Linked DNA regions of Homo sapiens: region 2 is linked to region 1. Evidence: chromatin loops called from intact Hi-C (ENCODE). Cell type or tissue: PC-3. All regions are shown on one strand. Links, peaks and the distances in the headings refer to the core of each region. The heading gives the core; the rest is flanking DNA.

The links. Hi-C counts contacts between places; a loop is a spot of excess contacts. Peaks named below come from ENCODE experiments on the same cell type or tissue, not always from the same donor. Only the 100,000 strongest peaks of a DNase experiment are listed, where the experiment ranks them.
Region 2: it touches region 1 in a loop (6-fold over the local background); 9 of 110 quality-filtered maps call a loop at or near these places.

The regions. Positions count from the first base shown.
Region 1 is chr18:67,520,641-67,530,219 of GRCh38, forward strand. All of the region lies in intron 1 of DSEL-AS1 (DSEL antisense RNA 1), which reads left to right. Among named protein-coding and RNA genes, the nearest start is that of DSEL, 8.7 kb to the left of the region's middle. In PC-3, for the core only: no CTCF peak of the experiment used is centred there; a DNase peak (open chromatin) is centred at 4,781; H3K27ac peaks cover 1,171 bases.
Region 2 is chr18:67,860,475-67,870,053 of GRCh38, forward strand. All of the region lies in intron 3 of DSEL-AS1 (DSEL antisense RNA 1), which reads left to right. Among named protein-coding and RNA genes, the nearest start is that of LINC01903, 50 kb to the left of the region's middle. In PC-3, for the core only: a CTCF peak has its summit at 4,371 (motif pointing left); a DNase peak (open chromatin) is centred at 4,697; H3K27ac peaks cover 1,064 bases.

The DNA of each region.
Region 1 (9,579 bases), core at 718-8,717:
CTAAAGCCTTGAATTCATAAATGAGAAGCTTTATTGCTACCATATTTGCTTACATACAGTTTAGCTTTTGATATGAAAGAAAAATTTAAACAAAGTAAAACTTGCAAAGGGATCATAAGATGTTTTCTCCAGGGCTCTTCCACCCTCCCTTTCCCCTGGCCTGGTATCCTTACACCAGTGTTTCTCAACAGGACATTTGGCAATGTCTGGAGAAATTTCAATGTTGGTCTCGGTTAGTGGGAGGGACTGCTGGAATCTAGTGAATAGAGGTCAGGATGCTACTAAATAGCCTGCAATGAACAGGACAACTTCTCCTCTCCTCCTGCCTCACAAGTCAAAGAATTATGCAGACTAGAAAGTCAGTACTGCTGAGAATGAGAAACTCTGACCCATCCCACTGACTCTAAAAATTGATTATGTGCTAATTGTTGGTAGTTCAAATCAATTCCTAAATTGTCCCCCTGACTTGCCAATTACCTATTTGCAGTTTGTTCTAGAGCCAGCCGTTATGGCTAAAATGTATGTGTCCCTCCAAAATTTACATGTTGGAACCAAATTGGTAGTATTAAGAGGTGGAGCCGTTTGGGAAGTCCTCTTCTCATGAATGACATTAGTGCCGTATAAAAGAGGTGCCTTAAAAAAAAGGTGCCCTAGTTTCCTTTTGGCCTTTTGGTCTCAGTCTATGTTGTGCTTATATAACAGAATACCTGACCCTGGGTAATTTATAATGAATGGAAATTTATTTCCTCACAGTTTTGGAGGCTAGGAAGTCCAAGGTCAAGGTGCTGGCAGATTAGGGCCCAGTTTCTCTACTGCAAAGATGGCACCTGAAAGCTGCAGCCTCCAGAGATGAAGGACATTATATCTTCACATGGCAGAAAAGGAGGAGAAAGAGAGAATCCACTCCCACCAGCCCTTTTTATAGAGCATTAATCCATTCTTCATGAACTAAACAGGTTTCTCATTTGGCCACACCTCCTAACACTGTTGCATTGGGGAATACGTTTCCAACACTTGGATTTGGGGGAACACGTTGAGACCATAGCACCTTCCATCTCTTCCTCCACATGAGGACACAGTGTTCATTTCTTTATTGCCTCTTCCATTATGTGAGGATTCAGCAAGAGATATCATCTTGGAAGCAGAGAGTAAGCCCTCCCCAGACACAGAATCTTCTGGCACCTTGATCCTGGAATTTCCTGCCTTGAGAACTCTGAGAAATAAATTTCTGCTATGTATAAATTACTTTATCTGTGGTATTTCATTATAGCAGCAAGGACAGACTAAGACACTAGCTTTCTCTAATTTATTCACAGATGACTTTTTGTTGTTTACCAGCTACTGGCTCCATTTTTCTTCATTTGACCTAAAATACTTCTAAACCTAGCTGTCTCAGCTCTTATAAAAACTTGAGCTATGCCTACAGGCATAATTGGCAGTAAACTAATTACTACCAAATAATATTTGGAATGATGTGTCTTTTTGGGTTATCAGAAATGCCCTTCTGATGTTAATAAGAGAATGTCATTTTACCCACAACCCCTGTACATATCATGCACCCCAATTACCTTTACTATCAGATTTATTTCCACTGGAACAGTGTTTTTCAAATTACAGTTCTTAGACTACCAGTATCAGAAAGTTCATGGTGCTATTAAAAATGTCAATTATCAAATCTGTCTCAGCCTTATGGATTAAGAATCTCAGTGTGTAACCTGGTATTCTGTACCTTAAAATGTTCAAGTGCCTAACAAATTTTGAGAGTCACTGTTCGAACATAATTCTCATTCTTTTCTCCTTGCCACACACACCTGTGCCTGAGGGTTTGTTTGGCTACATAACAGAAACATTCTCAGGCTGGCAGAAGCATAAGGACTGATTAGGATTAGGAACTGGTGTTGCAGAATAACTCAGAAACATGTATGTAGCTATTTTGCAGAACGTTTAATAGTCTTGCCTTTAAATTATTTATTCACATGTGAGGAAGTGAGATATTAGAGTCAAGCAATAAAGGCAAATAAGATTTATAAAACAGAAAAGAGAAAAAAATGAATACAACCTAGAAACAATGAAAGTTGTATTTTGGGGGGCAAGTTGATTAAATGGCAGTTAGCAGAGGAGTTTGTTGCCCAGAAGTGAGAGTTTAGCTGTAGAGCAGAAGTGACAGGTTCCTCTGTAGAGTGTTGGCCACTAACCCGCCATCAGCACCTGTATCTTACTCAGATCTAGCCAGTATCATATTTCCTCAGTAGGCTTCCTTGCTGGAAAGCCACTAAAAGTTTCCTTTTTCCATCCATGTGAGGCAGGGAGACTTCTCCCTCTGCTCCTGAGCATTTACTTCCTTCTCTTTTTCTGAGAATCAATTTCACCTTCTCCTTCATGGTGATACAACTCAACATGGCTATCCTTCAGCACAAGTTTATATCACTTTGACTCCACCATCGGGCAGAAATCAATTGTCTTTTTTGAACCTCAAATCCAAATTCTCGGAAAAGATGATTTCCTAGCAGAGTCAGCGTTTCATCATGACTCCAGCAGCAATGGAAAGCAGTTCAGGGTCATATAGTTCAAATACTGCTACAGGGGCTGACATTCGTGGGTTCGAGATATCAATCATCTTAGGAAGAGAGAGCTGGCTTATACCTTAAAAGTATCTATTATAAAATGACACAAACCAGAGAGCCATGCACCCCCAGGGAAGCACATAAAAGCAGTGTATTTGGTGGTGAGTAGTTGAGGTGTGGGAGGTTGAGGTATGGTGGGATAGTGAAAGGTTGGGGGGGAGGAAAGGTTCAAAAATGCCCACGCTTTATGTGAACAGGCTGACTCCTCTTTCTTATCCCCTGAAAATTATTCCTTTTGTAGAATGTATTAAATTTACCTAATTAGAAGAATCACCTAGAATTACTTGTTAAAAGTACGAGATATGAGATCCAAAACCCTACTTGAAGGTAGAGTGAGGAAGGAAATATAAGAAGCCTGTATTTTTAAATTCCATTATGATCCTGCAAAATTAACAAATCACCATTAGATAACCTTTTAAAATACTGCCAGCTACCAACATCGCCCTAAACCTGCTGCCCCCACCAATAACTGAGCCCCTGATAACCACCACAGTCTAGTTTTATGAGATCAATTTGTAAAAAATCCACATGTGAGTGAGTTCATGCAGTAGTTGTCTTTCTGTGCCTGGCTTATTTCACTTAACATAATGTCCTCCAAGTTCATAGATATTGTTGCAAATGGCTAAATAATATTCCACTGTGTATATGTACCACATTTTCTTTATCCACTCATCTATTGATGGACACTTAGGTTGATTCCATAGCTTGGCTATTATGAATAGAGCTGTAATTAACATAGCAGTGCAGAGATATATATCAGTGTCTCTTTGACATACTGATATCATCACAAAAATAATAACTATAAGTGATGCATAGGTTAATTAGATTTAGTCAAACTGTAATCTACATATACTTCAAAACATGATATTTTACATGATACTTACAATTTTACCTGTCAATTTATTTTATTTTATTTTTCTAATTTTTTTTTTTTTGAGACAAAGTCTCACACTGTTGCCCAGGCTGGAGAGCAATGGCACGATCTCAGCTCACTGCAACCTCTGCCTCCCAGGTTCAAGTGATTCTCTGCCTCAGCCTCCCCAGTGGCCACCACACTTGGCTAATTTTTGTATTTTTAATAGAGACAGGGTTTTGCCATGTTGGCCAGGCTGGTATCAAACTCCCGATCTCAGGTAATCTGCCTGCCTCAGCCTCCCAAAGTTCTGAGATTACAGGCGTGAACCACTGTGCCTGGCCTTACCTGTCAATTAAAATAATAATAATAATAATGAAAATAATAATAATAATAATTGGCTAGCTACTTAAAATAGAACATAATTTTGTTTCAGATTCAAAGACGTAAAGTTTGATAGAGATGGGAGGTAGGTAATTTATGTGGGTGAAGCCAGCCAGGTGCTTGTTGTCATGTGGAACGTAAGGACCCATGTCACGAGATAATCTGATTTTGCAAAGAAAGCCAGAAATCTGAACTTGTATGGGAAATTATCTGATTTTTCTAATGGCTTAACTTGTTTTGAAAACTCTGTGAATGCCAAATAAAATGGATTCAAATCATAAACGGCAAGGTTTTGACTTCTGATTGTGAGCTGGCTGCATGAAAATAAATTTCCTGATTTTGCATATGCTAGTTCAGCACCCCAGGAATTCAACTTTCCATTTTAATGCTGGGAAAAAAAATACTATCTTTTCTTTTAAGTTATCTACTACTATAACTCCTCTCAGTCTGGAACGGTCAAGGACTGGTCATGTATTCAAGCAATCTTATTTATTCCTGCAGTTATGTATTAAGTTTTATTTCCTTAATTCAATAAATATTCACTGAGTGCTCAATAACGCACTGTGGAAGACGCTGAAAAACCCCAAGGGGAAAAAATATTCTTCGCCAAATGGAGCTTATAATCTGTGGATAGAAAAGGCACAAAAGGCATGAATTATTACTTCATTTTTTCTGTATTTTAATCATTACTTCATCATATTTAAATGGCTTTGAAGGTTCATCTATATACTGATTCCAGTATTTTCAAGAGCACATCTAATTTGATGAGGATGGAAGATTGTTAATGACTCAGAAGCTGGGAAAATAGGTAGAAACTCAAATGTTGTAAGAAATCACTAGAATGTTTGCATTTTTTCAGAGGTTCACTCCTTCTGTTCTAATACCTGGAGTCCAGCCAGGCACAAAGCAAGCTGGCTGACTACTGCAGAAAGGAATGCTGGAACCTCTCTTGCTGACCTGCTTCCAGAGTTTCCAGCACAGCTAGCCAGAGACTTCCTATAGACAATGAGGAAATTCAAAAACAAAGAATGTAGTAGTTTGGCTATTTCTCTAGGAGCCCTTGGGGATGAGACTGAGCCATTTTCCTGCAGCTGGCTGCAAAGCAGGCCACTGAAAAAGATCAGTATGAAAGAACAAGGCATACTGTTGGTATATGCGTCACTGTGGGCCAGAGCTTTTTGTCATAGGATTCAGTCAAACTCAAAATGCAAGATGAAAGTCATCCTCTTTGGTAACCGTTTTAAAAATAATACATAGAAAAGAAGTGAACAGAACCATGTTTTCCAAAGTCCTGATGCTAAAAATCACAAAATCTTAATAGTTCCTGAGCTGGAAATGTGGACTGCTTGGCCTGGGATCAAGTCTAGAATTTGATGTTCTTGGCAGGTACATCAAGTGGTTAGTATCAGCAGAGAAGCTAAGGAAATACTGAAGTCGAAGGATAAAGGATGATTCCCTCCCTGTAATGGCTTTACTCTGAGTTACCTACTGTGTGTTGTCCTGGGCTTACTTCCAGGCAATTCTCATAGGTTTATGGTTACATGCTGGATTTTGGGATGAGATGATCCTGAGTTTGAATCCAAGCTTTGAGATTATATTGTAAGTTTCTGGGAGGTATTGGGCCAGTTACTTACCTTTTCTGAATATAGGTGTCCTCCTCTGTAAAATGGATTTACAATATTACTAACTGTATAGAGTAGTTGAGAAGCTTAAATGAGAAGAGGCAGGTACGTTTCTCATTACAGAGCTTTAAGGGTTGTTGCACTTTAAAAGCAATTTTACATACTTTATTTCATTTAGCCTTTTTAACAATCATGTGAATGATACGTGATTAACTCAATTTTGTGTACCATAGAACTGAGAAAGAGGAATTTGGAATCGAAAATATCATAACTTAAGATAGTGTGACAAAAATAGTATTCCAGTGTCTACCAACTTGCTTTCTGAACTTGTCTAATTTTAAAGACCGAGAATATTTGAAGGAAACATGCAGCGCAGTTCCTTCATTGTACTGGTGAAGAATCTGAGCTCGATGTGTGAGAGAGAAAGAAGGCCTGCTGGACCAGAACACAGGTTTCTTTACTACCTATCTGCAGCTGTGCCGCTACATTGTAGATGATGCTATTTGTTTTTAAGCATATTCAGTGATATATTAAGTTGCTTCTTTAGATCTTAAAAAAAAAAAAAACAACTCATAAAGTGCCGGGCACGGTGGCTCACACCTGTAATCCCAGCACTTTGGGAGGCCGAGATGGGTGGATCACGAGGTCAGGAGATTGAGACCATTCTGGCTAACACAGTGAAACCCCGTCTCTACTAAAAATACAAAAAAATTAGCCGGGCGTAGTGGCGGGCGCCTGTAGTCCCAGCTACTCAGGAGGCTGAGGCAGGAGAATTGCGTGAACCTGGGAGGCAGAGGTTGCAGTGAGCCGAGATCGCACCTCTGCACTCCAGCCTGGGCGACTAAGCAAGACTCTGTCTCCAAAAAAAAAAAAAAAAAACCTCATAAAGTAACAATTCTATATGCAGCTTATATTAGAGCAGTTTTTCAAAGAACTTTCTAGGACCCAAAATTTTTCTGGGAGCATTTTTAAAAGCCGAATATCTATATATCCATTACAGATCCTTTCTGAAATAGAGTTTTGATCGGGGCATAAAAATTTGCATTTTTATCAGGTTTACCAATACAATATTAAGAATGAGCTAATTAAACCATTCTGTCCTTGGAGACAGAAATTGGGCACTGTCCTTCTTTTGTCTTCCCATCAGTTCCAGCCAGAATTTTAGGCACATACTTTCCACTCAGTTAACTCACTGAATTGAATAGTGGTGGAATCAAATTAAGGTCAAATGTTTTAATTATATAAAAATCTATGAAGCACATGTATAGAGGAATCATTTTCAAAGATATAATTTTTACAATTTACTGTGAATTACAGGCATAATTATCCTGCCAGATATACTTGTCTGCCTAGCAAATATATGTATATATGATACTTGTGAAATTTGATACATACTTCGCATATGTATTATATATAAGAGACAAAGAGGGATAGAGAGAGGAGAAAATTAGCTTTCAGGCCAATTTTGAAGAATGTTATTTTGGATATTAGTCATCTATTGCTGCATAACAAATTGTCACCAAACTTGCTAGCTGAAAAGAAACAGAAGTTTATTTTTTCACACAATTTCTAATCATTATCAATCAAAGCAGCTTAATTAACTGAATGGTTCTGGTCTGGGTCGCTCAGAGGGTTATAGCCAAGATGTCTGTATTTTAACCATATTACCTTGTGTGGGATATGATGAGGCCAGATGTAGATCGAAAAAGAGAAACAGCTGAGCATGATGGATAAGGTGTGAACACTTTGGGAGGCTGAGGTGGGAGGATTGCATGAGCCCAGGAGTTCAAGACCAGCCTGTGCAACATAGTGAAACCTCATCCATAAGAAATATTTTTAAAAAATTATCTGGTCATGGTAGTGTGCACCTGTAGCCCCAGCTGCTGAGGAAGCTGAGGTGGGGAGATCCCTTGAGCCCAAAAGTTAGAGGCTACAGTTAGCTATGATCAGGCCACTGCACTCCAGCCTGGGCAACAGAGTGAGACAATCTCTAAATAATAGTAATAATTTAGAAAGACAGAGGGAGAAACTGGAGGGAGTCCTACAGTTCTGCTATACTCACAGCTCACTGGGGAGAAATAGCAGGCCATGCAGTGCTGTTCACAGAAAGCACTGGGCATTGGTCATGAGGCAGAGGGAGAAAGGGGATTGGTGGGCAAAAGTCCTTATTGTTCTTTCTGGAGGAAGGAGCAGGCCAGGCAGGGTAAGCAGGCTTGTGATCAGGCGGCTTGAGTATGTTCAATGGGCTCTGGTCAGAGGGACTGTTCCTGATTTCCTGGTACTTGGCCCTGAGTGATTAGGGTTGAGGTATAGTGGCACAGATTGTGAGAGCCCAAGAAGGGAGTTGTTTGGGATTTGGACTTACTCTCTCAAGAACAACTGACTGGACACTAGCTAGGGTCTCAAAATGGTTCAGATAGCATTTTAAAAACTATATCACAGCTTGCCAGGCCTACAGTTTTCTTAGGTCTTGAGTGGGGTTGAAGCAACTGCTTTCTATAGGGTTCAACCAGTGGCTGCTGGCATGAAGCCTCTGTTCTTCTTCACATGGACCACTCCCTAAGGCGGCTTGACTGTCCTCACGGTATGACCCCTGAAGTTCTCCAGAATTAGCCTTTCGTGAGAGAGAGCGAGGAGGAAGCTACATTCCTTCGCTGGCCTTGTCTCAGAAGTCACAACCTTTTACTTCCACATTACTCTGTTCCTCAGAAGCAAGACATTCAGTCCAGCACACATATGTTAAGCCACCCCAGCATGATGGTCACTATTCTCTCAAAAAAGAATTGGCAAGGATATTTTCTTCCAGATTAGGGTTCAGGTAGTGCTGATTGGAGAGAAGAAAAAATGTTCAGTTTATTTTTTATTTATTTTGGTCGTTACGGTTTCATTATTTTTTGATATTAAAAAGTCATGGTTGAAGAAAACAAAGGTCATTTCTTTTCATTAATTTCCTATGTGATCATTAGGTAAATTCTAGAATAACATAATCGATTATCACTTTATAAAACCAGGCTGGGTGTAGTGGCTCACACCTGTAATCACATTTTAGGAGGCCAAGGAGGGCAGATCATACGAGGTAAGGCATTTGAGGCCCACCTGAGCAATGTGGTGAAACGTTGTCTCTATTAAAAATACAAAAACTATCTGGGTGTGGTGGCATGTGCCTGTAATCCCAGCTACTTGGGAGGTTGAGGAAGGAGAATCACTTGAACCTGGGAAGTGAAGGTTGCAGTGAGCTGAGATCATGCCACTGCACTCCAGCCTGGGCGACGGAGGGAGATTCTGTCTGAAAATAAATAAATTAAATAATCATCCATGTAATAAAACATTATGGAAAAATATGTAGTTAAACATATTTTTATGTTTATTCATTCATTTATTCAGCAGATTTTATTACAGTTCCTAGTATGTGCCAATCTCAGTGGTTAGCAATGGGTATACAATAGTAAAAAGAAGAACAGGGTTGCAGCTCTCATTGAGTTTATGGTGTAGTGCAGGAAAAAGTTCCATTGACATATTGACACTAATATATATATATAAATAAAAGCTGTGTTAAAGTGAAAAAAAATTATGCTACTTTATGGTAGACAGGAAACGTGGAGGAATAGTTAGAGAAGGCTTGTTGGAGAAAGTGGCAATTTGTCCTTGAGCTAAACTGTGGGAAGGGGTTGAAAAAACTCAGACCTTCCATAATCCATTGAACTTTATATCATATTTTCTAAAAGTTAAGCAATTTCAACTTACAAAGAGATTCTCAATGTTTTGCTACCTCAGGCAAATAATGTTATCCTTTTAAACATCTTTAATATTTTAATCCCCTGTCTCATTAATAGCCTTTTTTATAAATGTGAATATTTTGCTGGACAAATATCGTGGCCTCTTTCAATATATGTTATCAGAAATTCTATAAAATAATTATTTTGACATTTACTAGCTTATAATCACAAGGTCCATTTCTCCCACCGTCAGTGAGTTTGTGGAAAGACACTATTGCTTCCTGAGAGTCATGGGGTGCCATCTTCCCTAGTGGACACAAGGAAAATATGGGAGAGAGCCTTGGTTATACTTACATGTTGATGGAAATTTCTCTTTCTAT
Region 2 (9,579 bases), core at 588-8,587, 340 kb after region 1:
GCTTCTACAGCTCTAAGAGGTTATAAAAAAGTTCAGTATCTGTGAAGAAAAAGAACTCACCAATCTATATGAGAAAAGTAGGCATAAATTGTCACAAACAGTTTTGAAAAGTTATAAAGTTGGTTTTGTTCTTCAAATAATATGAACAGACAAGAGCATATTCATGCAGTATTTTATTATGTAATGTATACAATATTTACATATAAAGTCTTGTTAATATCTGACTATGACACATTTTGTTTTTACTATTGATATTTAATTGAAACTATATGTATTAACATTTCAGAGCTTTGCTATTGCAGCATTAAGACTTCTAAATTATATTAACAAAATATTCTGAAGTGTACTTTTTAAAATATACAGCATAGAAACAATAGTTTTACAGTGGTGTTAGATGAGGGTTACTAAAGATTCTTAGTAGATAATATTAAATAATATATTTCCATTTTAAATGAGATCTGACAAGCAAATCCAAAGAGACTGTCAGTATTTTTAATGAAAACTTCACTTTTAAAACTAGCACATCCTATACATATTTTACTGAGGTAAAGGGAAGAACATTTGACTTTGCAATTAGTGATTTTGCATTTTGCTGGTGAAATTAGCCTATGGCTTATATGAACTTTGATAATTAGTTATTAAATCATGAAGTATATGGGACAATTAAATAATACACTTTACCTCATACTTCACTATGCTTGTAAAATATTTTCTTACACCTTGCAATCAATTTGGCAACTTCTGAAAGAGTTCATGTTAAAACATCTCCACAACAGTAATAGTCAATGTGTCTATTTCTGTAAGAAAAGCATATCTTCATTCAGCTTGTTTTCACTGATCAATATGGCATATCAAACCAGAATGTCTTAAAAATGGGCAAAACAGAGAATATTTGCCTTATATTGATTTCATTTGCAAATTGTCAAATGAATGCTGGTATATGAGACACAAAAATAATTTTATGATGGAAGTGTGTAAGAGATTTCAATTTAAGAAAAATAAGGACATTTGTACCTATTAGTATTAAAAGTGATTTAATTTTTTGTGAACAAAAACATTAGTTTTACACTTTAAAATGGACGTACATTAACTTGAAAACCGAAACAAAATAATGAGTAATAAAAATGTGCCAAGTTTATGAAATATGAAGATAAGTTTAAACTGCACAGTTTACATATACTGTTATTGATTAATATTTACATGCTTTACAAGAACAAAATAAAGAACCAAACAAAAATTTAAGAATAAAGTCCCGTAGCACAGCTGTGGCACTGAAAAATACACACACATACACACACACACGCACATACACACACACTATTTTGGTCCTCCATATAAATAAAAAGTAAGTGAAATAAGAAACACATTTGAATTAGAAGTGTGTGCACAATGTATATACCAGTAAAATATGTGTAAGGAAATAAATGTGAATTGATTCCATCATTATATATTTGAGATTGATTTTACTGTTGAGATATGTTGAGTAGCACCATTTGATGATTAGGTGGGAACATTATGACACTGGTTCACTAATAGTAAGTACAAATTTTTCTCCTAAAGGTTTTCTTATGGTAACTTTTACTGAAACTTGATATGTTAATTTTTCCTGAAGTAATAGCCGAACATTAATTATTATCAACATTATCTAAGATATAAGTCTGAACTAGGATATTTATAATGGAAATGTGGTAGACAGAGGCACTTTATTTTGGTCTTAAAAACTTCTGTTTAACATATTTCAGTCTTCTGTTCTATGGTAATACCAAAAATAACACTTTAAAAAAATTCAAGGAATGTTAGACATCAGGCTCACTACAGAACTATTTGCAAAGTAACTTCAAATTCCATACTTGCTACAAATGGAATGAATGCAGGGCAATAAAGAAAATATGCAAATCCTTTTATTTTTGTATCAATATATGATTTTGTATGCCAGAAGATATTGGAATTGTGTGAGCTGGTAGATTTGAAAGAAATACAAAAGAAAAACAGGAATGGTAAAGAATGATGCAAGGTAAATTTTAATACTACTGGAATGTAGACTGTTATCATTTTGCAATTCAAATCCAATAAATTTGATTTTAGTAAACTCGATTGAGTTTACTATATAGGTTGTTGCAAACATAATTGCAGTTTTGGCCATTAAACGTAATGGCCAAACCATTGTAATGGCCAAACAGCAATTACTTTTGCACCAACCTAATAAAAAAGTTCTAAGAAATGGATATAGCTATCATTCCCTTGACCCGATCACCTTCCTTTCTTAGTAATCTTACTAAAACCTTAGTAATGTTACTTAGTAATATATCTAAAACCTTAGTTTTTTAGTAAATACTCTTAGATTTTAAATTCAAATATCTCTATCAGAATTTTCATCCAGGAATACTCCTTCTATGTGAAATAATTTATTATGTTCCATTTATTCTGCTTCATGTAATGTTGGCATAATTATAAGGGAGTGATATACTCTTATTTAAATTGTATTTTTTCTACAGCTGAGAATTTTTTTTTTAAAGGAAACCACCATATTGGGTAAACTAGCATCTGCATGTAGGAAATAACAAACTGTCAAAATATTGATGATTCAATGTAAATAACCTCATCCTGGTTAAAGTAAAACACCAGCTTTATTAAGGCCACATATTTTTCCTAAATAACACATTATTTTAAAATTTTATGTATATATTTCAGAAAATTCCCTCTACCATGTTATGTGAAGCATTATAAAAGTAAAATGTTTTCAGATAGACCTGTAGCTAATATTATTTTAAAATTGGGCCCACAAATAAGAAACACACTTTCAAAATGAAAGAACTCTTTTGTTTTGAATCATGAACTCTGACATTTGCTAATTTGCATAATAATAGTCAACTAGCTCATCCTTCTATAACTTGGGTAGAAAAATAAACGACCAAATAAACAACTTGAGAATAAAGCCCATAGCATAATAGTAGTACTTAAAAATACACAAACACACACACTATATTTGATCCTCTACAAGTTAAATCACATCACTACTCATTGGATAAATGTAAACCAAAACCACAAAGAAATATCATCTCATACCAGTCAGAATGACTTTTATTAAAAAGTATAAAAACAACAGAATCTGGCAAGGCTGTGGCAAAAAGCAAATGCTTATACACGGTTGGTGGAAATGTAAACTAGTTTAGTCACTGTGGAAAGCAGTTTGGAGATTTCTCAAAGAACTTAAAACAGAACTACCATTCCACCCAGCAGTCCCATTACTGGGTATATACCCAAAAGAAAACACATTGTTCTACCAAAAAGACACATGTACTTGTGTGTTCATCACTGTGCTATTCACAGTAAAAAAGTCATGGAGTTAACCTAGGTGCCCATCAGCTGTGGATTGGATAAAGAAAATCTGCTATATATACATCATGGAATACTATGCAGTCATAAAAAAGAGTGAAATCATATCCTTTGCAGCAACATGGATGCAGATGGAGCCATAATCCTTAGCAAGTTAATAAAGGAATGGAAAACTAAATGCCACATGTTATATCTTATAAGTGGGAGATGAACTTTGAGTACTCGTGGACATAAAGATGACAACAATACACACCGGAAACTATCGGGAAGAGGGAGGGGTCAAGATTTTTAAAAATCTCCATTGGGTACTATGCTCACTACCTGGGTGATGGGATCAATCATACTTCAAACATCAGCATCACACCATATATTCATGTAACGAACCTACACATGTACCCCTGAATCTAAAATAAAAGTCGAAAAAGATGTTTGAATCAATAGTGTGTACACAATGTGTGTGTGTGTGTGTGCGTGTGTGTGTGTATATAAGTATGTAATCAGTTAATATGTGCAAGAAAATACAACTGGAGGCCGGGCGCGGTGGCTCACGCCTGTAATCCCAGCACTTTGGGAGGCTGAGGCTGGCGGATCACAAGGTCAGGATATCGAGACCATCCTGGCTAACGCGGTGAAACCCTGTCTCTACTAAAAATACAAAAAAATTAGCCGGGCGTGGTGGCGGGCGCCAGTAGTCCCAGCTACTGGGGAGTCCGAGGCAGGAGAATGGCGTGAACCCAGGAGGCGGAGCTTGCAGTGAGCTGAGATTGCACCACTGCACTCGAGCCTGGGCGAAAGAGCGAGACTCTGTCTCAAAAAAAAAAAAAAAACAAAAAAAAAAAAACAAAAAAAAAAAAAGAAAATACAGCTGGATCCTATCATGATATATTTGAGATTGATATTATTGTTGGGAGGCTACTCTCTTGGGGGAAAAAGAAATAGACCCTCGTTATGTCCCAAATCTGTTCCTATTTTGCACCTGTACCTTTACTTGGCTAGAGAAAAATGAAATTGAGAAACATAAATTGCAAGTTGGTGCCACCTGTTGAACTGTCATTGATGTTACTGTTGAGTTTGCTTTTCTATATTTTTTAATGGCTATATTAGTCATTCTCCTTTTTCCTCAGTTTTCTCACATCTCTTCACCACTCTTACATACAGGGGCTGACGTTGCTTCTTAATTCAGTAAGAAAATTCCAGTTCTCACAAAATAAATTTCAAAACCTCCCCAACTCACAACTTCTCACTTACTGGCATTAGTGCCATATAGTACATCTTCCCTCTTGTTTTTTTTTATGAGACAGCACATTCCTGAGATGGGGAAAAGTCATATAAAAGTATGACACACAACAAATTATCAGTATTATTGCATGTAAAAGAATTTAGATACTGCAGAAACAAAAACAAGTGTTACCAAGTCCACATGGCTTGGTTTTCCTGAACAGCTAAGCAGTTCTTTTCAGCACATTTATCTTTTCAGAACCTTCCTCTTTAAGAAACCTGTGAGTCACTTGTGCATGGCTTTGTCCCATCTTGACCTCTTCAGGGCATTAGGACAACTATTTTCCTCTGTCCCTGGTATCCTCAGGATTACCCTCATCTGCATTTGAATATTGCTCTCATATAAAAAGTTACTTCTTGGACCTCCCCATTAACACCAGATCCATCTTTTTTTCTTGATTTTCCAGTCTTTCCCTGCTATCTCTGTATTAAAACTGTTCTTGTAAAAAGCCCCTAATAACTGACAACGACTGAATGTAGAGTAAATTCTCAGTATCCCTCTTGCGTAACCTTTCCATAACTTCTCAGCCTTATTTAACAGTGCCGATTATTTCCTTTTCCTTACAATACTGTTCCTAGACCATGCTTTCATGGCTTTCCTCCTATTTCGCCACTACCCTTCCCATTTTTCCTTTGGTGCTTCCCTTACTTTCTCTTAATTGACTGTGGTGATTCCCAGGGCTTAGTCTTTGAATTCTTCCCATTTTATATCCACATTTATTCCCTTGATCTTCTCTAGAAATATCTTCAAATATATCTCAAGTTGGTATGTCAGCATGGACCAGTCCTGTTAACTCGAGTCTGTATTCTGCTGCTTATGTGAAATCTGCAACAGTTCCTCTTTTGAACATGCTGATCTTAACATACCCAAGGCTAAATATCTGGTTTCCTCAATGTGACCTGATAGAGTTTTATACTTCATTTTCCTCATAATGAACACACAATAGCGTCATTCTTAGCTTTTTTCTTTCACATCCAAATCTATCTGATCCATAAATCCTGTTGACTCAACTTTCAAAATATTTAGAATCTCATCACTTTGGAAACCCTGGATAATTAGATCCAAGCTTAGAAGATACTTTCTATGGACTGTTGCAAATGTCCCCTACAAATGATTTCACTGCTCCCCCTTTTGTCGCTCACAGTGTCTTCTTAAACCAGCAGCCAATATGATCTTATTAAAATGAAAGACAGATGCTAATGGCACTTTTCTCAAACCCTTCGATGGTTTTCTGTTTCTATACTAAAAGCTAAATGAACTTTCCAAATATTTCCTCTCCGATTACTCCATTCCAGTCTCCTCTGCCTGGCCTGCAACAGGCATGCTGTTTCCTCACAGCCATGGACATGATAGCCTTCTGCCTGAAGAAATCTGTCCCCACACTTACAAATAGTTTGTTCACTCACCTGACCCCAGTCCTTGTTCAATCACAACCCACCTATTGAGGCCAACACTGATTGCTCCTTTTAAAAATATTAACAACAATCACCCATGGTTCCCATTGCCTTTACATTGTCTTGTTTCCTTCCTTTGTTCTTAACACCTTCTAAGATATTATATCATTACTTTATTATGTTTATTGTTATGGTTCGGAGATATTTTCAAATTTTTACTTTGTATAGTATGTATCTGGAGCAGTATTCAACAAAATACTATATTTGGAATCCAAGTGTTTATTATGGCTTTTAAAAAAATTAGTCTGTAGATTAAAAATAAATACATAAAGCTAGCCAAATAAATATGCCTACCTCTTGTGTTTTGCACTGACAATCCAAAGGATCATGTGACTGTAGAATGTTCCATTCTATTTGCTTGGGCAGATGAGGCAGGAGAGGAAGAGCAGGGTGAGAGAGGCAGAAGCAGAGGAGGTGTGCAGTGAGAGGCAGACGGTATGCAGAAACTCAGAGGACTCATATTTATCTACCTTATTTGTTTTCTTGGTTTATGGTTTGGCCTTAAGATATTCCATCATTTTAATTCTAATTTTCAGCAGCTAGAAATATTTATATTGGTAGCTAAATTAATATAATGTGGAAATATTGGCATTGTAAGCACCCAAAGGAATAATAATTAATTTTGCTATGGAGTAATGTTTTAGATTTATCTTTCCCTTTGCATGGAATTTAAATCATATTGTCCCTTATGAGTACAAAATAGCTTACCTGCAAGTCTAGCTCACTTTGAATCAATGATTACAACTGATAACACTGTATGTCATGTTTCAGAGCAAAACCGCTGATGTCTTTAAAATTAAAGTCATTGGCATAGTCTACTTTATGAGTTAGGTATGACTGAGTTAGGCTCTTTCTTTGATCTATAGATTTAAATTTTCAGTTTATCTTAAATTGAACTATTAGTAGAGAAAATTAATTGCAGTTATGCTAGTCTACTAAAAATAAGAGATCACTGGATTGCATATGAAAAGGAATAATTTCCATTCTTCATGTAGCTTTGCTATCACCTGTAACGACATAGTTGAACTACAGGTATTAAGATATACTTTACTTTTCAAAGAATCTGCGTTACATAACAGTCATTGATAACTCTTTTTTTTTGTTTTTTGGTAGTGTTAATGCAAGATATTACTATGTTAAATCCTAATTTGCATATATCCTAGTTCATTTTAAAAAACATGATTCTTATAATTAAGAATGTAATGAATGTTACATCTTCAGTTAACCATGCTAAAATTTGTGCTGGTCTTTAGGAATGAGCGAAAAATTGTAAATTAAAATGTTTGGTTCTGTATTTGCTAGATTTGGATACCAGAGCAAGTTACCCACATACTTTCTATATTTTTATAGAAATTACTGATTTATAGTATGTATTTATATTTTTCTTCATGTGTGCAAAGGTATTACTATTTTCAAAATGTTAATGTTTATAAATGAAAGAATATGTATACTCATTTCAGAATGGGTGGAAATAAAATTCAAGTTTAGACATTGGTATTTTAAACATAATGATATTAGATTCTGTATTTCTCTCAATGAAAACAATATATGAGCAGACAGTTAATGTCCTCATGTCTTTTAAAAATAGCTCTTTTCTTTGGATGTATATTTTATAAATTAATTAAGTAAAAATGTGAATAGGTGTTTGCTATAATAAGCTTAATTTATGCACAACAATAAATATGTCACCATTTATTCTAAGAATAAGAAAACTACTAATTCAGTATTGATAAGGTTAAATATTGCTAAAACATTGACTGCTCAGGAGACATAGAAGGTTTTCTTGTAAATATGATAATATAGAAAATGGAATACAGCTATATTATCTCTATACTTATAGTTGCCTGTCTTTCTATAATCTGTCTCTATTATCTATGTATCTATCCTTTGATCAAACTTTAATATGCATTACACAGTTTTCAGAAACACATTTAATATAAATTAAGTCTACTACCATCCTAAATTTTGGAATGACCCCCAATAAGTTCCTCTGTGAATTACAACATAATTCTGAAATTAGGAAGGGATTCAAATTGAGCTGTGGACTCTCAAAATTGGTTCTCGCATTAGATTTAAATGGAAATCTAATACTCCCCTACCTTTTGAAAGAACACAGAGTTTTCTTAAAGCAGAGTGTGTAGCCTGAGAGATTAATTTTGTCACTGGTACCCTTACAAGCATGCTTCCCTAGAACCATAAGACATTGTGTGACATTCTGATCAAAATAATCTGTAAAGACTGAGCCATACTATGTGATGAAGATTAACAATTAATTATTCCAGGCTAATTCTTGACCTTTTACAGGAAACCTTGTTAAATGAGATTTAATGACATATGGAGAATAAGCCATTTTTGTGATGCATTCATGAAGTGAGAATTTTTGCAGTTTCTAACTTGCAAAATCAATACAAAAGTAGAATATGATTTAGAAGGTTTTTGGGTGATAAATAAGGGGAAAAAGGGAAGAAATCTAATAGACTAATAAATGAATACCAAAACATACTTCAAAAATGGCCTCACTGTATATCATAGACAGGAAAAAGCATTAGCTTTAGCCAAGCCGTTTTTGTGCACCCTGTTTCTAAGCTATCAATCACAGCCCCCACATGCCAATTAGAGGAGGCCAGGTGAGAAGTACCCACCTGAGTCTCCTTGAAAACTCCAGGTGGAAAACATTTTTAGTGTAAATGGAGAGTGCTAGGGACATTTTTTCGAATGAGTCATAAAAGGAAACCTAGTGTTCTTTCTACTTAGGCTTAGAACATCATTTTAGATGCTTCTCCTGGCTGAGCAGAGATTTAGAAACTGGAAATCATTTTCAAACAAACACAGTACCGGCTGGCATGTAACTATTAAATTCATCAGGGCAATACATTTCAAATGAAAAGTTTGTAGTATAAAAATAAAGTAAAATGATTTTTACAATTCATGTACTGGTACTGCAATCTATATAGGTAGATAAAAAGGAATTGGAAAACAGTAAACAAACTATACATTAATTTAAACTAAAATGAACACACACTTTCTTATATCTACTTCCTTACATTAAGATTATTAGTATCAGACTTACAAAAGGCGAGTGTGTGTATCTTGAAACAAAAATGCAGTTCATAAGCTTTGAATATGCAATGAATAGATGTAGACTTTGTCCTTATCAGTTGAAAATAAAATTAACAGGTTTTTGTATATTAAAGTTGGGATTTCTGTTACAGTTAGAAAACACAATTTAGAGTCATGAAATAAAATTCCTTCCACTAAGGTTTTTGAAATTAAAAACCCCAGTTATTTGCTATGTGTCCTTCTCATTCCAAAAGTTATATCTCTGAAGAAACCAGCCCTAAAGAGCTTAGTGCCCAATCAGAACAGCACTATTCACAGTAATATGGAATCAATCTAGGTGTCCATCAGTGGATGAGTGGATAAACAAAATGTGTTACATATACATCACGGAATATTATTCAGCCATAAAAATTGAAATCCTGTCATTTGCAACAACATGGAACTGGAGGA